Regions from separate parts of the Homo sapiens genome. Here region 2 is linked to region 1. A link is an interaction called in ENCODE POLR2A ChIA-PET data of the cell type or tissue named here. Cell type or tissue: IMR-90. All regions are shown on one strand. Each heading gives the region's core, and the rest is flanking DNA. Links, peaks and the distances in the headings are about the cores only. Region 1 overlaps SEPTIN11 (septin 11). Region 2 holds the start of LOC107986292 (a long non-coding RNA gene).

What was found. ChIA-PET counts read pairs that join two places held together with the same protein. Peaks named below come from ENCODE experiments on the same cell type or tissue, not always from the same donor. Only the 100,000 strongest peaks of a DNase experiment are listed, where the experiment ranks them.
Region 2: POLR2A ChIA-PET joins it to region 1 with 5 read pairs; 3 of 35 experiments call an interaction of 5 or more read pairs at or near these places.

The regions. Positions count from the first base shown.
Region 1 is chr4:76,951,989-76,958,541 of GRCh38, forward strand. The region is part of intron 1 of SEPTIN11 (septin 11); the gene reads left to right. Among named protein-coding and RNA genes, the nearest start is that of SEPTIN11, 5.5 kb to the left of the region's middle. In IMR-90, for the core only: no CTCF peak of the experiment used is centred there; a DNase peak (open chromatin) is centred at 3,383; H3K4me3 peaks cover 320 bases; H3K27ac peaks cover 217 bases.
Region 2 is chr4:77,175,453-77,182,005 of GRCh38, forward strand. It overlaps LOC107986292 (a long non-coding RNA gene), which reads left to right and starts at 3,581. Exons shown (of 4, transcript XR_001741742.1): 1 at 3,581-3,614. RefSeq lists an enhancer at 1-302. In IMR-90, for the core only: no CTCF peak of the experiment used is centred there; no DNase peak of the experiment used is centred there; H3K27me3 peaks cover 3,272 bases.

The DNA.
Region 1 (6,553 bases), core at 787-5,786:
CAGAAGACTTTTCTTTTGGAAACCTAATGTACGAGTGATTAGGAATTGACTATAAAGTTAGAAAGTCTACAGAAAATATGTGATCACATTTCACAGATAATTGTTGAATCCTTTCACTTTGTTCATTGGGCTATTGTCTTAAGTGTGGTCTCTGCAGTTATGGCTTTAAAACAAAGTCAATGAATGGGGAAGACTCTTGAGACACAGCTCCATGGAATCTACACTGCACCTTTAAAGTTAAGAGTTCTCTGGCCCTCCCATTTCTTATCTAGTCTGTGATTTCACCAAAAGAAAGGAAGGGTGCGCTGAGGGAAAAGAACCACTCCGAAGTTGATTTATGTGTGAATGGAATTTCCCTAGGTATTTAATTAGATTTTTTAAAAAGTTATTTAGGACATATATCTCCTTTTGCGATAACTACCTCTCCCCGCCAGACTGAAGAAAAATGCAATCTGAATAACTTACCCTAAATTTTTGATATTCTTGAATGGGAACATCTGAGTGTGATATCCCAGGTAAATATGACATTTTAGTGGGCAAAAATGCTTACATGTCAAATGCACTATTTTCTATCTTATGAAATGGTTATATTCTGTTACAAACCATTCAAACCTCAAGGCTAAATTCAGGTAAGTTTCTTAAGTGGATTTGTTGTTGACTGCAAAACAAAGCTTCAATTTAGTGTGATACTGTTTATTTCAGTTTTAATTTTGATCCCTAGCTTCTCCATTTCCCCACTGATGGTTTTTGGGCTTAGCCCTAAGAAGACCCTGAAGCACATCTGCTGTTTGCCTAGTATAACTGATGATTAGCAAGAACATTTTACTCCCAAGGGATGTGTCTGCATTTTGGATGAATTAGCATTTTTGCGTCCAAATCCCGGGGCAGCTATTATCTTTATTTTAAACAGAACATGGCAATTTACTCTACTTGGGAATCAGGCTTTATGTAGCTGATGGCCTCTCCTAAGCTGTGGTGTTCATCAGTTTAAAAACTCTAGGAGTTGAAAGGAACGTTAGAGGTCATTTGGGTTAGCCTGCTCCCCAGTGCAGAAATATTTCTTACTTTATCCCTAACAAAAAATATGTGTTTAAACTTCACTGGTGGTGGAGATTTCCCTATGATATCCTTCAAGAAATGCACTTAATTGCTGTTTTATCTGTTGAGCTGAAGGAAATGGAAAACCAAGTTTCCATTTGCTCATTTAACACCATTTATTAAGCACCTGCTATGTGTCAGGAACTTGTTCTAGGTGTTGGGGATATAGCAGTGGACAAGTTTTCTTCTTACCAGGAGCTTTATTGTTTGAGAGATTTGGTGTATTAAAGTGACAGACTTCAGTGTAAATGTGTAAATCATTTAGGGAGAAAAGGAATTATATGCCTATTGCTGACTCAGCAAATATGATTCAGGTGAAGGATCATATCTGTCTGGGGATAATTATAGGCAATTCTTAAAGATGAGGGCAGGGAGTGTGGGAAGTGGAGGAGTACTGCCAATAAAATGTTACTTTCCCTTGTTATAAAATTGCCATTTTTGTGACTTGAAAATGTGGCCCCAGATGGATGGCTGTGGTCGGTGTGCCTGGAGAAACATGAATGGAGCCAAGAAAGGTCCAGGGGAGGGCCACCTAAACAATAAAGGGACTGTCATCTCAGGTCAGTTTTCAAAAATTAGAACTTTTTAGTCAGTGATATAAATTATACATACTGAGGCTCTATAAGCAGTTATTAAGGAATGCAAGAAGTTTCTGAGGTACAATAATCTCTCCTTTTAAAATCTTTCGAAAGTTATAGATTAATTTATCTTTTAAATTATCATCTTTAAAAATGATGTGTCTACATTACAGTGAAAAGGAGACCCAAGGAATTGATTAAAAGAACAAAACTGCCCATAACCCACTATCCTGATATAATAGTTCTTAGGTGTTTAGTCTATTTCACCACTTTTTTGAGCAGACATAACCCATCTTGTATAAACTGCCACCTAGAAACCAAACTGTGTGCCTGAATGAGTCCTGTGTGACCATTTGAATAATACTCTTAAAATGAAGGAAGTGGATGCTTAGTGTTTGGGCATGGGCCATCCTATGTCTGCAAAAGGAACAAATGATTGTGGGACTCTGCTGTTTCCTTGATTTGGATGGCCTACTTGATTGATTGCCAGCAGACCAAGTGTTTATATTCTACCCAATGATGATGTCACACTGATCATGATCATCGGATTTAGACTGTGGCGCAGCCCACAGAGTTTTCTGTGCCTGTGTTTCTCTTTATAGGACTCTAAATTTGGTTGGGGATAGACGCTGCTCTTGGATTTTATCATTTTATTGGGATCCATCTTTCATAGTCTTAGCTAGACCTGTCTCAAATGGGGTTAGCAAAGCTGAACCATTATTTAAATGAAACCCAACACATCTAAAGCTTCTATACTTTTTTCCAAGGAGATCTACTTTACAATATAATTGATAACCTCCCCCGCCCCCTTTTTAAAAATCTGGATTGACAGAAAACTCTCAAATAACAATACTTCCCCTGACCCACTCATGCCTGCTGGCAGCCCATCAATGCAGCAGCTGTTGAACATAAAAACAATACTTGGGCTAAGGTAATAGAGACAGACTTCTAAAAGGAATTTGCTGGGCGATCTAAAATGAAATTCACATTGTTCCAGGCTTGACCTGAGATAGAAATCAGGAGTCTGTTCCCTGATATGACAAAGCCAAGGCACCAGAGCCACCTCTTTTTAGGATCGACGCCAATGAGTGTGAGCACATCGCTCAAGCCAAATGGCACAGGAAGTCCAGTTCTGTGGACACATTCTGCCCACCTGCTGAACTGTGACTGGGTAGGATGGAGTGTGAAACATTGAGAGAGGGGTAGGCTGAGGTGGTGAGGTGGGAAAGAGACCATATTCTAAAAGGACCATTTTTCTGACAAGTGGGAGCTTTGTTTGTTCTTGTCTGTGTGTGATTTCTTTTTTATTTATTTATTTATTTTTTTTTGCATTTTTATTGTACAAAAAGGAAATGAAAATATATATAGCATAACATTAAAATTTACCTACTTGTTTTTGATAATAACATTCCTTTGGGAAGAATTGATTTTTTTTCTCTTATAGAAGTTGAGGCACAATAATGTGGATAGGTTAGAGATTGAAAAACAAAATAATCCTCAACACCCTAACACATCAGTACTCATTCTTGCCTTTCCAACCCACCTGTTTTATCAGACATTTCTTGTGTACCTTCTATATGCAGGTGCTGAAATTATGTTGGTGAGTACTTGACTGCAGTCTTTGCTGCTCTCATGAAATCTCTCTATAGGCTGAGTAAGCAATAGGATTTAGCAAGGAAAGGGAGATGGGGAGGTGGTTGTGGAAGTGTTCCAAGCCCAGGAAACAGCATGTGCCAAGCTCTGGAAGTGAGGGAGAGACTCTTAAGAAATCCAATGTAGCAGGAACGTCAGCCTTAGGGTTGGGTAGGGAGAGTGGACAGACAAGAGGCTGAGGAGGTGGGAAGAGACTCAGTTGTGCAGTGCATTCTTTATAGGCATGTATTTACTGTGTAGCTCTTTAAATGCTTTATATTCCATCCACCCTTTGCCCATAACTTAAGATATCTCAGATCCTTGAAATTGGTTGAAGGAAGACAAAGAAAATCTGCAGACTACTAATTCTTCAGGATTCAATAGGAGAGTTGAGAAACGATCAGGGGAGTTGATTCCTTTCATGCCCAAATTGAACCCTTAAAGAATAGAGGAAATGAAGACTGACAGAGGACACAGAGAAGGAGAGTCCAGTGACAACATATGACAACGACAATGCTAGATCTTCCTCTGCCCAGTTTTATGCATTGAGCCTTTCCTCAGGATTCAGAACTAGAAGTTATTATTTTCTTAGACCTAAGCAACTGAGTCCTGAAGAGTGTGGTGGGGCTGGGGGGGAAGATGGTAGGACTCTTTCCACCTTGGACTTCAAGTGGCAATCAGTGTTCTCCAAAAAGGAAATTAAAAACTCATTGGATTTTATGAAAACAGGAGAAGAGTCTGTTAAAAGCCAGGGTTTACTTAAGACTTCATGCTGTTTTAGTTATCTCATCTCTTTGAGTACTGTCTTCATACCAGTATAAATTTTGTGAATCTCATTAAGGTACTCATTAAACTTACTCTGACCTGCTGTTGGAGGGCAAAAGGCTTGACCAAAAACTTCTGTGCACGGGAAGCTTGTTCAGCATCTTGATTTTCAAATTTATTCAATTCAAATTACTGTCAAGACAATTATCTCACCTTATACTCACAAAATACCTGAGAAGTAATATAGAGAAGGAAAATGAGACAGGAAGAAGTTGTCAGTTAATCTGCTACAGCAAATTTGTGGGAGAGCTAGGCTTTGGAACCAAAGGCTTTTAGACCAACATGCATACAGACCTCCCATCTGATTCAGTCAGTTAAGCTAAATTATGTTGCGGTAACAAATTGGCCCCATGTTTTGGTGGCTTACATAGCAAGGGTTTATTTCTCATGCAGCTGTTCCACCCTCGGAGGTCTGCTGCATACTGCATTGCCTCCAGGACCCAGGCTGAGGGAGTATCCTCTATCTGGGCATTGCCAGCCTGGTGGCAGAGGACAAAGAGACATGCTGAACCCTGGCTTCTCAAGAGCTGGCTTCTCAAGCTCTTAGATGGGTCACTTCCATGCAGATTGTATTGGCCAAAGTAAATGGTCATTCCTAAATTCAAAAGAATGAGGATAGAGAATCCTCCTGTAAAGAGTGGCTCTGAAAGACCCTTGGGCTGGGGAAGTAAATCCCCCTCTAGGGAGGGCAGTGAATATTTTGAATAACAGTTGGCTAGATTCCTAGTCAAGGAATCTACTATGAAGCCAAGTCTTTATTTTTAAAATTGTATCCCTGTCTGTAAGGATTTTTCTCCCTCTATTTGGCCTGCTCTGATTCTAGCTGGGCATAGTAGAATGATGTGTGTGTGTGTGTGTGTGTGTGTGTGTGTGAGAGAGAGAGAGACAGAGACAGAGACAGAGAGAGATAAGAGTTAGGCAGCCACAATGAATTGAAGTCAGAGTGAATTCTCCTACTCACTGGTGATGAGCTTCCAGGGACATCACCATCAAGTAAGTCATGGGTGGTAACCTTCTGAAAGGCCTTCTGTGCTGCTCTCTGATGACCTCAGCTGTGGAAGTGTACTCTCTGGGAAATGGTTCTGAGGCCATTAGGACTTCCAGCTGCTTGACAGAATGATTTCCCTTGGGACCTCGGCCCTTTGGACCTTTCCCAGCCATATGTCCCTAAATGCAGATGAATCAGATGGCACCCTTCTTTCCCTTGCTCTGTTTTTCTCTCTACTGAGAGGCCATAGTGTATAGCGTTTGGGTGAAAAATGTGGGCTCTGGAGCCAGGTTGCTCCGGTTCTAGAGTATCGGTTTTACCATTTAACAAGCTTTGTGTCCTTAGGCAAGTTACTTCCCTCATCTGTAAAACACTAACAGTACTTCCCTCAAAGAGTTACAGATTAAGCCAGTTAGTACACACACAGTGCTTACACTGCTGCCTGGAACATTCATCCTCAATAAAAGTTGGTTATCTGAGGAAAATGGTGCTGAAATAGTAATGGCTTTATACTGAAGACTGGGCTCAAACCAGAACTGCCACTCCACTCCACCCCACCCCAGTGGGAACTGAGCAATTGCCCCTTCTCTTGCACACCTGAACCACACAGGCTTCCCATTTTCTAATCATAGCACACCTTAGAGGCACGGATCAAGCATACCCTCCATGAAGCCTCCACCCATGAATCACCAAAATTTTGGCGATTTTTATTTATTTGAATTGCTGGCAACACTTATGTGTCATCCACATAGTGCTCTGGAGTCCCCACCCCACCTTTCCTTAAGTTACCTTTTTTAAAAAAAGTGACTGTCAAATATAATTGTGAACATAAAAACACAAAACAAAAAAACCTTATTACCTACCATAAGCAATATGTTCCACTAGCCCTTGACCACATTCTTGCATTCTTAGTCTAGATAGCCAGACTTAAGGGAAAGGACTATATGTCCTATACCCCCCACCAATAAACATTTGACTCAATAAGTGAAAATTCACCCTTCAGATAAATTGGATAAGACGTATTGTCTAAGACGTGTGCCTACCTGGCTGTTGCTGTGTCAACCCCCGGTAGGTGTAGACCTCGCAAGTCCACTTTCTGCCCCAGGCTTCTCTGCCATCGCCACCTGGGTTCTGCTTAGCTATTCTGACCTTTGTGCACTTCTGGACATCCAAAGGAGTTGCCATCCCAGGGGGCAACCCCCTTGAGATGGTGGATCTACATGGCTCCTCAATTGACCTGGCTCCTTAGAAGTTCCCCTCTGGGCCCCAGCCTCAGCCCTCAGGGGTGATTACTCTACAGTCCCCTTAGGGTGGCCTTCCCTCTTCCCCTGTTTCACTTTTCCCTGTCCCCCATTCTGTTCCCCTGGGTCACTTCCCAGGACTCACATGCATGCAAGTCCCTGTCTCAAGTCCTTGCATTTTGGGGAAACCT
Region 2 (6,553 bases), core at 557-5,556, 220 kb after region 1:
AATGTAATTATCAGGAAGGATAGGGCCCTGGCTCCTAACTGGTGTTAATTGCCAGCTAGCACGTGCAGCTGGCCTAATTATGGTGATGCCCACCAACCGTTTGTAAGGCTTCACCAGAGTCCCACAGGCTCCTCCTCCCTCCTCCCGCATCTTCCCCTTTAAAACGCCCAGTCACCTCAGCACAAATCAGAATTGAGCTCTGCTCCTTCTCTTACTCTCAGTAGTTACTGAATAAAATCTGTTTTCACCACGTTAACGGACGGTTGTTTATCTTTGACAATAAATACTAAGATCTATCTTCCCAACCTCACAGGGCTGTGAAGACGGAATAAGTTAATGGGGAAAATAAAGTTGTGAAGCTCTTTGCAAATATAAGTTGTTGTCAGTGTGAAGGCTTTGCATATATTGTTCTTAGAGAAGGTTTTAAAAAACTACATCAAAGTATTTTTCTGTTACTATATCTCCTTTGTAAAAATGTAAGCAATATAGAGAAAGTGGATAATGCCTCTAATACTGTTCCTCAGAGATGCTACTGTCAACAGAATGACATTTATCATTTCATTCTTTTTATGCAAGTATAAACATGTAAACTTTAAAAAAATGTATAAGCACGATCCTACTCTATGTATGCTTCTATAACCCACTTTCCTCATTTAACAATATATCAGGGGCATACATCAGTGTCAGTAGATATAAACCTACTTCCTTATTTTTAAAGATTGAAGAGGGTTTTGTTGGATGCTTACGTGATAATTTATTTAACTGATCTCTTTCTGATGGATGGCTGTATTATTGACAATTGTTCAGTATTTTAAATCAAAGCAGCAGTAAACATTCTTGCACATACATTTCTGCCTACCTGGGTAATAATTTCTTTAGGATGCATTTCTAGAAGTGAAAATCTTGGGTCCAAGAGAATGTACATTTAAAATGTATACTGTGTTGACCTGCATCCCTGAAAGGGGATATAGATTTATATTCCCATCAGTAATGCCTTTCAGTGACAGTTTCCTTACTTCCTTGACAGGTAATTTTGATGGGGAAGGGGGAGGAGGGTCAGAAAGGCAAATGGGGTCAATTCGATTCCTAAAGAATTCAGAGGAAGGTGTCACTAAAAAGGATGGGAGGAAAAAGCACAGACCCCAAAAGCTGGGCTCAGAAAGTAGGCAGTGCCTGACTACCTTTTGGTCCCAGGTTCCAGCTCGCCCACCACTGAGAAACACACATCCTAAGCCACCAGAACATGGGGACTCCTTTCCATAGGATGTGGGAGGCAAGCAACTGCAACGGCTCCCCTTGGGCCTGGGCAGGCAAAAGCCTTTCTGTACAGCACTGGAGAAAGCTCTGCCTGCAGCTATACCTGCCTGGCCTCGGCTCTTGCCTCATCTTGCACATTAAGGAGGAGCAAGGTTGATGTGTCCCACGAAGGAATGATCAAAGTCTAGTAAAGCTGCCAACTCTAAGAAGTGGTGCTGCGCCTGAACTTGGGGCCTGGCTTGGGGAGCAGACATTCATCTTTGGTTGCTCCAGGGAAACATTTCATGTTATTTTCGGGTGGGGCATTGGAGAGGGGGAAAAGGTGAAGGTGGCAGACTCATATTTTACCCGCCTCCATGTCTGTGTTGTACCAGCTGCCGTAGTTCTTCTCTTTCCATTTTTTTCTTATTAATTTTCTTAAATTGAAAAGATTGGAGCGCATTAACTTTCATGGGGAAAAAAACTTTAAAATACTGTTTGAATTCTCATCTTTTATGTATCCATTCTAATACCGCAAATGTCTTCATGATATATGTTACCTGCCAGCTGTTGTCGCAGGGGGTTGTGTTTTTCACATAGTTTCCAAGGGCTAATCCTTTTTTCCTTTGCATCTTACACTAAGCAGCTTTAGAGCACAATGGTGCAGCTGCTTCACAGCTGTTGTCTGGACTTAGGGCAAGAGCCCTGTTTGGGGTTGAATGATTTGACTCCTTTATGCAGTTTCCAGGACCCTGAGTTCTGAGAACACACACAGGGCTGCTCAAGCAAGAATGAAATGAGCCTACAAGAGACGCTTCTCCTTTGTCTGAGGCACACAGAGAGAACTGCATTTGCTCACCCAGGGCCAGCCCCAGCAGGCTCTCAACACTGCTTTTCTTCCCTTTCTTGATGCTGTTAGAAAAACATGAAAAAGATGGCACAGAGAGAAGCAGACCTAGTTATCCAATTCTTAAAATCTTTAAAAGCCATACTCCTGGTTTGTTGAAGCCAACGAGATTGTCTGCTCTTAGAGGGCAAGTAACCTACTATATTCAAGACCTGCAATTATGCTCAATAGATATGCATCATTTTATCAACTTGAAGAAATTAGAGAGGGACCTAAAATGCTAAAGAGGGAGGCTGGCTGGACATGAGGCAGAGCTCATGGTAACCACACCTTTGTGGGGTCACCAGAATTCAAGGTGAGAACCTCAGCTCTGCCAGCCCAGAGCTAGAATCTATCACACGGAGTGGAACAGCCTCTTACTGAAAGAGAATGAGGATACCAAGTAATTAATTTATACTGAGCATTTTCCTTCCTTGGATCTAGAATATTAATGCCTGCCATCAAAAACATGTTCTTTCTGTTGGCAGAATACATGGGAAATTGAACGGTAATCAGAAGGTCCATGCTTGGGCAGCATGGCCACAGAACAGTAGGTTTGATTTTGAGCATTACTTGTCCCCAAACAGCTTTCCCAGTTAAGGTCATGAGGTGTTGTTGTTTTTGTTGCTTGTTTTTTACTCTCTCAGTCATTCATTTCCATTGCTTCTACAGAGAGTTAATATCATCCTTTACATTTTGGTTTGATTATATTACATGAGACTAGAATTCCTGTATAAAAACTGTATATCTTTTCTTGATCCTGAGAGCTCTGATGCAATCATTCCAAAAACGACTCTGCTATCCTAGAAGTACTTTAGTATTAAGCATTTAGTATTGGGAATTGGGTAGTATTATTTTCCCAGTAGACTTTATAGTATATTTGTAGAATTATAATTTTAAATATAGTTCAGAATTTCCATAAACATTAAGCATTTTTTAAAAGCACTGAATGTAGAAGATACAAAGATAGACATGCATACTAGTTTTCTTCTTTTAGTTTTGCTACTAGTAACTAGTAGCAAAGAGAAAAAACATAGGCTCTGCATACAGGGAGCAACACAGGACTGACAGGAATGTAAAAAATCCTGTGGAAGGAGAAGGAAGAGGGAAAGAAAGGAAGCTGCAGGTGACATGAGATGAAAGAAAGAGAACACAGTGGGGATTAAAACATGGAGGGAGGATTAGCTGTGGGAGCCAGTGAGTCCAGGCGAGTTCTGTGTAGGACAGCTGTTGGAAAGAGCCTGGGCAGGAGGAGGGCTTTCGGGTTTTAGTCCCAGATTTGTCCACAGCTGTCTGACCTAGGCAAGTAACTTAACTGATCTGGAGTTAATTTTGTTGTTTTTTCTTTCTTTCTTTCTTTCTTTTTTTTTATGGAGTCTAGCTCTGTTGCCCAGGCTGGAGTGCAGTGGCCCGATCTCAGCTCATTCCAACCTCCACCTACCAGGTTCAAGCGATTCTCATGCCTCAGCCTCCGGAGTAGCTGGGATTACAGGTGTGCACCACCAAGCCTGGCTAATGTTTGTATTTTTAGTAGAGACGGGGTTTCGCCGTGTTGGTCAGGCTGGTCTCGAATTCAGGTGATTTGCCCGCCTCGGCCTTCCAAAGTGCTGGGATTACAGGCTGAGCCACTATGCCCGGCCCCCATTCTGTTCTTTATGAAATGAGGAGTTTGGGCTAGGTGACCTAGGTGACTTTCTGAGGTCCACTATAGCTTTGCCGAAGCACCCAAGACTCTTGTCTTTTGGGAAAGACCAGACTAGACTGAATTCCCAGACTAGAGGGCTGTCATTATTTCTAGGTATAATGTTTTAGATTACAATCCAGACTGTGATCCAGTCAAGTCTGTCTTGAGCTGTGTTAATTTTTACTTTAGAAGGACAGAACTGATAATGATTATATAAATAATTACGGTGGCAAAATGGAATGATGGGCATTAATTAATGGGAATAAGAACATTCAGCACAAATATATTCTGAAACCAAGACAAGGATGAAGACTGTAAGGCAAATGTACCTGGGAATGTGCTGCAAGTATAGCAGGTGTAGAAAGAACCACCATTTGGGCAGCTCCATCATTTTTCAAGCTCTGGTGAGAGAGGCCATCTTAGGCAGGCAGCTATCAGTAGTGGAGATCTGAGGGTGGCACCAGACAGTGACAAGCAGCATAAATTGGCAGACAATAAGCCACACCCATATTTAATATCCAGTGCATGCCTGTAGAGAGTCTATGCTGTTCTGACAATCTCTGCAGTTTCATCTCTTGGAGGATGGAAAGCTTAAAATATTTAGGTTAGAGAAAGGGTCTGATGAGTGAAGAACTCCTCTTTTGGCTTGAATCTATCTCTTCTGCCTTTTTTTCTTTTTTTTTTTTTTATATTGAGTTTCACTCTTGCTACCCAGGCTGTTGTGCAATGGCATGATCTTGGCTCACTGCAATCTCCGCCTCCCAGGTTCAAGCAGTTCTCCTGCCTCAGCCTCCAGAGTAGCTGGGATTTAGCAGAGATAGGGTTTCACCATGTTGGTCTGGCTGGTCTCGAACTCCTGACCTCAGGTGATCCCCTCACCTCGGCCTCCCAAAGTGCTGGGATTATAAGTGTGAGCCACCACACCTGGCGTCTTCTGCCTTTTTTTTTTTTTTTTGAGGTGGAGTCTCGCTCTGTAGCTCAGACTGCAGTGCAGTAGCACGATCTTGACTCACTGCAACCTCTGCCTCCCAGGTCCCAGTTCAAGCAATTCTCCTGCCTCAGCCTCCTGAGTAGCTGGGATTACAGGCATGCTCCATGATGCCCAGCTAATTTTTTTTTTTTTGTATTTTTATTAGAGACTGGGTTTCACCATGTTGGCCAGGCTGGTCTTGAACTCCTGACCTCATGATCCTCCCACCTCGGCCTCCCAAAGTGCTAGGATTACAGGTGTGAGCCACTGCACCCAGCCCTCTTCTGCCTTTTAATAATAGTTTTACTTAACTTAAAACCAGCTGTGAGCTTCTTCTTCATTGTTGCTATGGCCAGCTCCTAGAAAAGAGCTCATCACAGAGTAGATGCTCAATAAATGAAGGTGGAATTAACAAACACATGAAGCTACTGAAGGGTTCCCCGCAGGAAATTATGCTCTAGAATGGATGCTATTTTAAAGGACAGTATAGAATGGAAAGGGGTGTCAGTGATGCTTCTTTAGAACTCTGAGAATTGGAATTATAAAGTCAATACACAATGGAACAAAGCAGATATTTGGAGAATTCTCCTTAAAGCAAAACAAAACAAGCAAACAACCGACCAAAAAAGGGAACAGAATGTCTTCTGGGCCCCAAGGTGGGAAAAACAGGGCTTGGTTCTAGTGTACTCTGTGGAATCAACATGGCTAAGAAAGCGCAGGCCAACAGAATGAGAATGATTTGACCAGGAACAGAAAAACGAGTCAGAGAATCCAAGACCGACTTTGCCAGTGTGCACAAGTGTGAGGCTGGGGGCCTGGATGTCCTTTCTGAAATAAGAGAGAAGAGAGACCAAATTAGGAACACCCTTATGGTGAGACCGGACTACTTAGAGTACCCTAGCTTGTTCTGATCCTATATTTCTGTTTTGTTTTGTTTTTATTTTTTGAGACAGGGTCTTGCTCTGTTGCCCAGGCTGGAGTGCAGTGGCACAATCACAGTTCACAGCAGCTCTGACCTCCTGGGCTAAAGTGACCCTCCTGCCTCAGCCTCCCAAGTGCTGGGACTACAGGCATGGAGCACCACTATGACTGGCTAATTTTTCTTTTTTAGCAATTTTTTGCAGGGATAGGATCTCATTATTTTGCCCAGGATGGTCTCACACTCTGGCTTCAAGTGATCCTCTCACCTCTGCCTCCTAAATGCCAGTTTGCGCTGGGATTACAAGCATAAGCTTGTAATCAAACAATACTCATGCTATATAGAGTCAGAAGGCCTGCACCTGACTTTCTGATCCTATATTCTCCTAGCACGGGTAATGTCTGATTTCTTTGTTACAGGTAACTAACATGTTGATGTTGCCCTTTGCTGTCAGTTCAGCTCCTCTAGGAAGCAGATGCTAAGATGGAATTAGGAGTACAATAAATTTATTGGGGGCTAATGGCCATGACAGAAGGGAGAGGAAACAGGACTGGGCAATGAAAGTCTTCACACCTCCATGCAGATTAGACACCTGTGAAAGGAAAGAAAGAGAGGCAGAATTGGGCAAGGGGAGCTTCAGACCATGGTGTGGATCTGCATAAATCTCTGCCTATGCAATAGGGAGTTCTGGAACAAAGAGTCCCCATTAGAAGAGTCCCATGCTGGGCAGACAGGGCCACACCCGAGCACTCCCAGCTTGTACGGTATTGGCTGGGGGCTACCCAGGAAGAGATGGGCCTCAGCTCAAACACATGGCATATGTTGAAGATGCTGCAGCTAGAGGCAACAGTGAGTTCT